Regions from separate parts of the Homo sapiens genome. Here region 1 is linked to region 2. The links are chromatin contacts, found by Hi-C or POLR2A ChIA-PET in ENCODE. All regions are on one chromosome and are shown on one strand. The core of a region is the stretch at or near the end of the contact, and the rest is flanking DNA. Distances in the headings are between cores, read along the strand shown.

The links. Hi-C counts contacts between places; a loop is a spot of excess contacts on that map. ChIA-PET counts read pairs that join two places held with the same protein, here RNA polymerase II (POLR2A). Pooled maps may share reads with other maps.
Region 1: a loop to region 2 is called in a map with no recorded cell type, with 3 times the contacts of the local background. The contact joins the promoter of RLIG1 here to the promoter of KITLG in region 2. A Hi-C loop is called at or near these places in 1 of 37 single-sample maps with no recorded cell type and 4 of 50 pooled maps. POLR2A ChIA-PET finds 5 or more read pairs at or near these places in 1 of 52 experiments (H1).

The regions. Positions count from the first base shown.
Region 1 is chr12:88,032,770-88,036,912 of GRCh38, reverse strand. It overlaps RLIG1 (RNA 5'-phosphate and 3'-OH ligase 1), which reads right to left and starts at 1,377. Exons shown (of 7, transcript NM_001009894.3): 1 at 1,175-1,377. The coding sequence starts at 1,264. It overlaps LOC107984542 (a long non-coding RNA gene), which reads left to right and starts at 1,417. Exons shown (of 3, transcript XR_007063395.1): 1 at 1,417-1,499; 2 at 2,566-3,202; 3 at 3,645-3,820.
Region 2 is chr12:88,577,825-88,581,792 of GRCh38, reverse strand. KITLG (KIT ligand) reads left to right here and starts at 1,322. Exons shown (of 10, transcript NM_000899.5): 1 at 1,322-1,529. The coding sequence starts at 1,515. It overlaps LOC105369885 (a long non-coding RNA gene), which reads right to left and starts at 1,257. Exons shown (of 4, transcript NR_188177.1): 1 at 1,183-1,257. It also overlaps the pseudogene RNU1-117P.

The sequences.
Region 1 (4,143 bases), core at 128-2,627, 540 kb after region 2:
ATCACAGTAGAGTGAAATACTAAAACAGATGATAATGTTTCATATGGATTACATTTGTTACAGCTAAAAAAAAAAGCCAATTACTGCTACAAACATTGAGTAATAACTGTGGTATTCTGACGAGGAAAGAACATGGTGATGATCAGTCTGAGTGGCAAGTAAGACCAGTTAGGTGGTGCAATGAGCAGGACATGAAATATTAACTGTAACAGCTGTGACAGCACTAGAAAGCAGGAAAAGATCAGATGCTATAAGGTAAAAAGCATCAAGGTGAATGGAAAACTGGCATGAAATGATTCCAGGGTTCATTCTTTAATTCAACAAATATTTATCCAGTGCCTACCACGTGCCAGGTCCTAGAAGCTGGGACTAAAGATAACAGGGCAATCTTTGCCTTAAACAAGTTTTAGTCCAGAAGACGAGAAAGCCAGTGCCAATGATGAAACTCAAGTGAGGTGGATTTCCAATGGACATGTTGGTTTTGTTTGAAATCAGCAAAGTTGGGAAGCACCCAACTAATCACTGGGGATTCTACTGATCAAAGACTACAACGTTTTATAGTACAATATGAAAAAATTACCCAAATATAGGTTACTCACTAGCATTTACCGAGGGCACACTATGGAAAACACGTTGCTGCAACAGAAAACCTTGAGAACACCAAAGTTAGAATAAATTAAGTAATTACTGGTAATATGAGGTGTGAACTTCAGTGACCTAATTAGGCTACTGTCAACACCGCCACTGGTTCGGACAGAACAGGTAAAGCAAGTCTTCTAATATCCACCCTTTCTTACTGCACTCTTGAAAAGTAGTAAAGCTTGGACTGTGGCAATTACCTGATTAGGGGGTTTCCCCAAAAGGTGCTGACCTGAAAAGGAAGGGACATGCTGTGGATGTGAGTTATCCATTTCCTTGCGAGGACAAGTTTGAATCTCCTGATAAGGAAAATTCTTTCGCAAATTCCCTCCCTCACAACTAAGAAAAGTACAAGAACCTGGAGCTCAGGGCGTACGGAACTCCCACCCCAGACCTCCCCAGGGAAACCTACAGAGGTTCCTGGCCTGCAGGGCAGTTCTAAAGCGCCCAGCCGCCCTCGCCGGGTTCGCACTGAGCCAGCGCCGCGGGGAGGAGCCCACGCGGGCCGCCAAGCCTGCCCGGCGCTCCTCCGTACCTGATGCTCCCTTTTGGAGGAAGGCTCCTCTTTCACCTCCGTCACAAACACACACGGCATTTTCCGCTGCACGGAGCCCAAGCGCTTCATGATGAGCCCAACAAGCAGTGCGAATGGAGGGCGTGCTTTCGAGCGGCGCCCGGTCCAGTCGCGGAGAAGCCCTGAAGCAGTCACCCGCACGGCTCAGGCCACGCACACTCCGCGCCCAGCCACCGCGGCTGCGCCCCAACTACCAAGCCCAGCGAGGGGCGGGAACGCCCGTCCAGAAGCGGCTTCCTGGCCGCGGCGCCTTCTGGGAGTTGTAGTGCAGAAGCTGAGGCGCCTGGTGGGTTCCCACGTGCGTCCTCCGCCCCCCACCCTCGGTTTTAATAACCGTGAAAAAAAAAAAAAAAAGATGCGTTTCCCGAACGTGGGTACTTAGCAATACCTAGTAACTAATGATTTTTTGGGAAATTAAATAAGATCAAATTATAAGCAATGAACATTTCAGATGTCGATTTAACACAGTTCCAATGGAAACTGCTTGCCTGTTATCTTTAGTTCGTGGGGGAAGCACTGTAGAAGTTTAGAAATGGCTAGAGACATCCCCAGATTCCCAAGCAGAATGAAAACTTCCTTTCCGGTAAGACTATCAGAAAACCCTATAATAAAACACCTGGGATCAAAAAAAGTTGTCGTTTGAACTACTCCTTATTGTGCAGCATAGCATGGTCGAAATGATTCTGATGTTCTTTTCGGAGTGAGTGCGAAATTTCAGCCTTAGACTAATCCAAAAGTACAGGAATACCTACAACCAGATTTCATTCTCAAGTTTTTCATAAGAATCTTGTTTAATTAAAGGTGAGCTCCAACAGCCCAAATGGCTTGAGTAATGGTAGTCAATCAACTGCGAGCTAAAAACAGCCTTAACTTACTGCTCAAAAGAATATTTTGAGGGTAAGTGATAAGATGGACAATGACTAAATAAAATAAATACTAAATATTTAGGAATAGTAGCCTTTCCATCTCATTGAATGTAGTAGTTCCTAGCCTGAAGTTGTAGGGGAATTTTGACTTTACTGCCATCCTTTATGGGCTTGGACTAGGCCCAGGTCTCATTTCTTTGTCTTATCTGCATGTACTCAACTGTCCAGCATGTTACTGACTTAGCCCTTGGAAAAATTAAACAACTATATCTCACTTAGAGGTATCTAACTAGTAAGGGGGTTCTCAAAGAATAAAACATCTTCCTTTAAAAAGTTCACAGTTATATTGAATACTGACAGTGAAAAAAAATAAAATTTAAAAAAAGTTCACAGTTTTTTGATTACTGGATTCAGAGGGGAGGGAGGAAGAAAGAGATTTGCCATTTCAAAGTGTTTACTTTCTTTTCTACTATCTTTTTCTCACAGGAAAACACAAAATGTTCTCCCACATCACACCCCGCCTGCATTTATCAAAAAAGAAAACACCTGATGCTGGCTGTGTGCTGTTGGAACCAGAAACTTTTTAGCATATTATAGTCGAGTGCCAGTGACTTCTTTGTTCTTTCAGAGGCATTCTAAAAAGCGGCGTGTTTCACGAATCTCAGAGACAACAACTTTCACAACTATCAACTGTCACCTCCCAAACTGCCACAGAACCTTTTAAGTCCAACATTCTGTCATTTGTGGGAAATACTCATCTTCTAAAACACACTCTACTTATTCTTTGAATAGTAGTTGCAAAGCTAGTCATCTCTCAGGAAGCACTTTCTATTTCCAAAACTTTGGTTTCATCAGTACCTGGAGCAAAGCTTCTGGCAGAAACACAAATCCTCATCAGGGGAGAGGCACAGGATCAACTCACGGTTATAAACTGGACTCCTGCTCTGACGGGTAGCAGCCATCAACTTTGCCCGATTCTCATAATTCTGAAGGGTCACCAAGGAGTTGCTACCAGCCACTGTACTTAAAGTGGTGTCACAGGATTACAAAATAGAAGAAAGTCTTTCTTCTCTGACTAATATGTTAGTGCTCTAGTAAGCATCAAAGATGAAAGACACACAATGTGAGCCTGCTTTGGCCAACACAAAGTACTTACAGAATTTTCAGGCCTACTTCCAGCCCTGGAGACAAATTTCCCATCATTCTTCATTACAGGAGTAATCATCCTCATAGGGCTGTAATAGCTTTTTTTTTTTTTTAGATGGAGTCTCGCTCTATCACCCAAGCTGGAGTGCAGTGGCTCAATCTTGGCTCACTGCAATCTCCACGGCTTGGGTTCAAGCGATTCTCCCGCCTCAGTCTCCTGAGTAGCTGGGATTACAGGCGTGTGCCACCACGCCCAGCTAGGTTTTGTATTTTTTTTAGTAGAGACAGTGTTTCATCATGTTGGTCAGGCTGGTCTTGAACCCCTGACCTCATGATCTGCCCACCTCTGCCTCCCAAAGTGCTAGGATTACAGGTGTGAGCCACCACGCCTGGCCGTAACAGCTTTTTTTTTTTTTAAGACCAGAATGAAATTCACAACAGTAAAGAATAGAACTGAAGAGAATAAGGAAAAGAAAAAAGGGGCTGAGGGAGAAGGAAAAGAAAAGAGAGTTTAAAAAGGTAGAGAAGGTAAGACTCCAGGCATTCTAAACACTACCAAAATGTACAGATCTATTTTATGTGCTCTGCAATGACAAAAAAAAAAAAAAAAAAAAAAAAAAATCCCATGTGAGTTTGACCTGTTTTTGCTGTGTCTACTGGAATGTAGCTGTTTGCACCTAACTTCAAGAAGTAAACACTTTTTTTCAGACTTTCTCCTTTGTAAAACAGGAATTCTCACAATGACTTTAATCATGATGTTACATGTAACATGCAATAATAGTGTTTGGTAAGAATATTTGAAAACAGTCCAATGAAGCTACAAGTTCGCAGGTGTAGACAGTGTTTATCTGGAGGCAAAACACACTTAAAATATTTCTTAGGGATGTTTCTCCCAGTAGCTTAAGTGCTTACTTCATG
Region 2 (3,968 bases), core at 73-2,572:
AGAAAGTGAGAACGCAGTCCCCCACTAAATTATGCAGTCGAGTTTCCCACATTTGGGGAAATCACAGAAGTCAGCACATCTGGAGTGAAATAAACAAGCTTCGCCCTGATTACAGGTTTGGCATATTCATGTTTAACAAACGCACCGGAACTAATTAAAGCAAATTTGGACTCCTACTCTATTATTAAAATAACTAATTCCTAAACTCATACATTATTCTTTCTTTTAAAGATCACTGATGTTAATGTTCAGCTAATATTTTCTTTTAAAAAATTAATGAAATGCTTTGGAATGTTCTCCAGTTATACAAACAAAAACAGACACATTCTGGAGAATCAATAAAATATTTGAAGTATTTTTTAAGACTGTACAGCTGGAGCTCCAGGTTTAAATTAGAGCTCTGCCATTTACTAGATATGGTTGGTCAAGAAAATTAACCTTGTATTTCATCGTCCATAAAATGGGAATAAAATAATAAGATCTACACTAATAGATTTGATGAAAGAATTTAATGAGATAATCTATGCGAAGTTCTTAGTCTGGCACCTGGCACATGAATAAGTGCATCACATAATGATGTTAGCTATTATTATTGTGGTTGCATTATCTTTCCGTTCAAAAAAGTACAACTTTCAAAGCCTTGCTGTGTTGGCGACCTGTAGTTTAATAATCTATCGCTTCTCTTTCAATCTTAATTTCTAAAGACACAGTAACAAACCATTCCAAATGAAGCGTCTCCCCTTGCAATACTTAACCTTGAGTCAACAATTCTTGTAATTATTAAATATTCATTCACTAAAGTAATTGTTTTTTTTAAAAAATAGAGGTGATAGGACAATGGCCTAACTACAGATCGCAATTAAACTTTATTTCTCTAAGGCAGGCAGGGTGAATTCTTTGCTCCGAACCTCCCGGACTCCTCTCCCTCTCCGACTTTGTATAACAGAGGGAGCTCCGAGCCCTCTCTGGCGCGCGAGGTATTTCGTCTGTCCCCGGGGGTGCCAGGTGAGCCCCAGCGGATCCGGGAGGGTAAGCTGGGACTCCTCGCGAGCAGTAGCTGCAGGGTACCAAGCTTCGCCCTCTGCGTCCCCGCGCCTTCGCGGTCTCCCGCCAGTGCAGGTCCGGGGCCCCCAGGCGAGCGGACAAGGTTGGCCTAATCTGCCAAACTTCTGGGGCATTTACCGTGCTCTGGCCGCCCTCCCGATTCTTCCCTCCGCGCCCTTGCCTGCTTCTCGCCTACCCCGGGCTCCGGAAGGGAAGGAGGCGTGTCCGGAGCAGGCGGGCGGGAACTGTATAAAAGCGCCGGCGGCTCAGCAGCCGGGCTTCGCTCGCCGCCTCGCGCCGAGACTAGAAGCGCTGCGGGAAGCAGGGACAGTGGAGAGGGCGCTGCGCTCGGGCTACCCAATGCGTGGACTATCTGCCGCCGCTGTTCGTGCAATATGCTGGAGCTCCAGAACAGCTAAACGGAGTCGCCACACCACTGTTTGTGCTGGATCGCAGCGCTGCCTTTCCTTATGAAGAAGACACAAGTGAGTAGGGCGCGCCCGGGAGCTCCCAGGCTCTCCAGGAAAAATCGCGCCCGGTGCCCCGGGGAAGCCGGCGCTCCCTGGGACTTGCAGCTGGGGCGTGCAGGGCTGTGCCTGCCGGGTGAGACAAGAGGATGCGGGGGAGGCCGGCGTGGTGTGTGATCCCGAGCCGAGCCGGGTGAGCCAGGGAGAAAAGGAGTGGGAGTGCTGAGAGGGAGCCAGTGTCAAGTTTGGAGCCTCAGCAGTTAAGTTTTGAGCTGTCAGTCGGAAACCGTAATTCCCGTCTGGTGGAAAGATTGGCTTTTGGGCCATGGAATGTTAAGTTATCACGGGAAGGCATGTCTTTGCATAGGAGACGGTTTTCCCGTGGATTCCAGGAGATTATGAAACAGCACCCCACGCGCCACCCTCACTAGCTCTCTCACTCAGATTTATTTGTGTAGCCCCGAGGTGGGCGCCGGGCACCAGGAGCGGCGCGAACGCGGGTGCAGCCGCGGGAGCGAAGCCAACGCGGAACTCCTAAGCGGCAGCTCTCGGCGGGGCGGGAACCTGCCCGCCTGCCCGGGAAACTTGGCTCTCGGCGGTGTCTGCCTAGTTTGCAGCTCTGTGTGGGCTCTAAAGAGCTCTAGTACCTCCACAATGCACGCACCTTTTTCCATTTCAAAAGGGATAAAGGCTTTTTATAAAATAGGCACCTCTGAATGATAGTGATTGAGATAATTCCCAGTGCTGCTAAATTCTGCATTATACATAAAGCACTGTGGGTAAAGCGCTGCCTGGGGGGACAATTAGATTTTTTTTTCCCTTGAAGAAAATACCTGGTTCTTCGTTTAGAAAGGGCCGCCACGGTGCCCCTATCCACAGTTCTCTTCACCATTGTTGATTGTTACCTCCTCTCACTTTCCCCCTTAGAAATTGTTATGTGTTATCTGCCGCGGTTGGCTAAGGGTTGCCCTTTCACCCCCCAGAGGTTCTGTTGGAGATTGCAGTTCCTGAAATGTGTGGAAGGGGTGGAAGTGGTGGGGAAAAAGGAAACCGGGGTGTTTGTACACATCGTTGGTGTAGAATGAAGGCATCAATGTGCTCAAAATGCTTTATCAAATGACCTGCTTAGCATCATATTTTAAACAGATATCTAGGCCTGCAAAAAGTTGCAAGACTCTAGCCCCTTGTACCGGTGTGGTAAAAGGCAGGGGAAAGGGACATTGCCTGGCTAAAAGAGGCTTGCATAGTCTCTAGAGCACTCTCTAAGAGAAAAGACGCGATGTGCCTCTCCCCTCTCTTACAAGCAGGTTAGCTTTCAGGCAAGGCATTGAGCACCGCACCTGGAATCACCACAGCGTGCTGTCGAAATGCAAATGTTAAAGATTCTTGCAACAAAAGAAAAGTTTTATTGTAATCTCTTGATTTAGACAAGCTTTCTGCGAAATTATAAGAAGGGTAGAGACCTATTCCTTCTTATAGTAGCATCTGCTCCCATGGATGGTGGTGAGATCTGGGGGAAGAAGCTGCTACCTTCTAGTTCAGGAAAAGAGCCTAAACCTTCCTATTTAAACAAGAACACAGGAGACAGATAAGGTTAATGTCCAACACTCCAAAGCCAGGGGATGTACTATCAAGTCACTTTGAGAGGCAGTAGGATTGATTATCCTTGCACCCTTGCTTTGCAAAACAAATGTGAGCTCTGTAATCTCCTTTCTCGCTTTGATTAAATGGCTGTGTAAATCGGATTACATGGAATAATTCCATTGAAAACTAGAAAGAGGTCAATCTAGTCTGAAACATTGTGACTGTGGCATTAGTGACTCAGTGCTGCCGACCAGAGAAATTTGAGAAAGCTAAGTATTTTAGATATGTGACCTGTTCGGTCACACATCACACAAGTTAAAGTGCAGGCCCTTTGGGGGAACTTGCTGATGTTAAACGGCTTGTAGGCAAAGGAGGGCAGTACCCTTGTTGAATGAAGGCATTCATTGCCTAGGATCTAATGACCTTCAAGGTTTTTTTTAAGAATACTTCTAGCGATTCCACAGTCACTGAAAAAGGGGACACTGGAAATAGCCCAAAATCAATAAAATAATCTGCAGAAATGGAGGAGGGGATTAGATCTTTCATATTGTTAAATTTTCTAATCCAAAAATTACAAAGACATTTTCTGTGCAATGCTGCATGGATGGAAGGTAGCCTATGTAAATTGGACATTAAGAAATAGGATCGATTGTTCTGATTCTAATGTTATCCTCACCAGGGAAGAATATCTATTAATATTTAGTAGTTTAAATAGTCATTTATAAACATGGCATCAATACCATGGTTCTATTATAAAGCAACTTGTTCTGTACTCTCCTACTACCCCACATATAAAAAAAATTTATAGTAATATTTTAAAATGGGGTTTGATTTGAATTACACAGCTCTCCAAGAATCATGGGGACTCCAGGT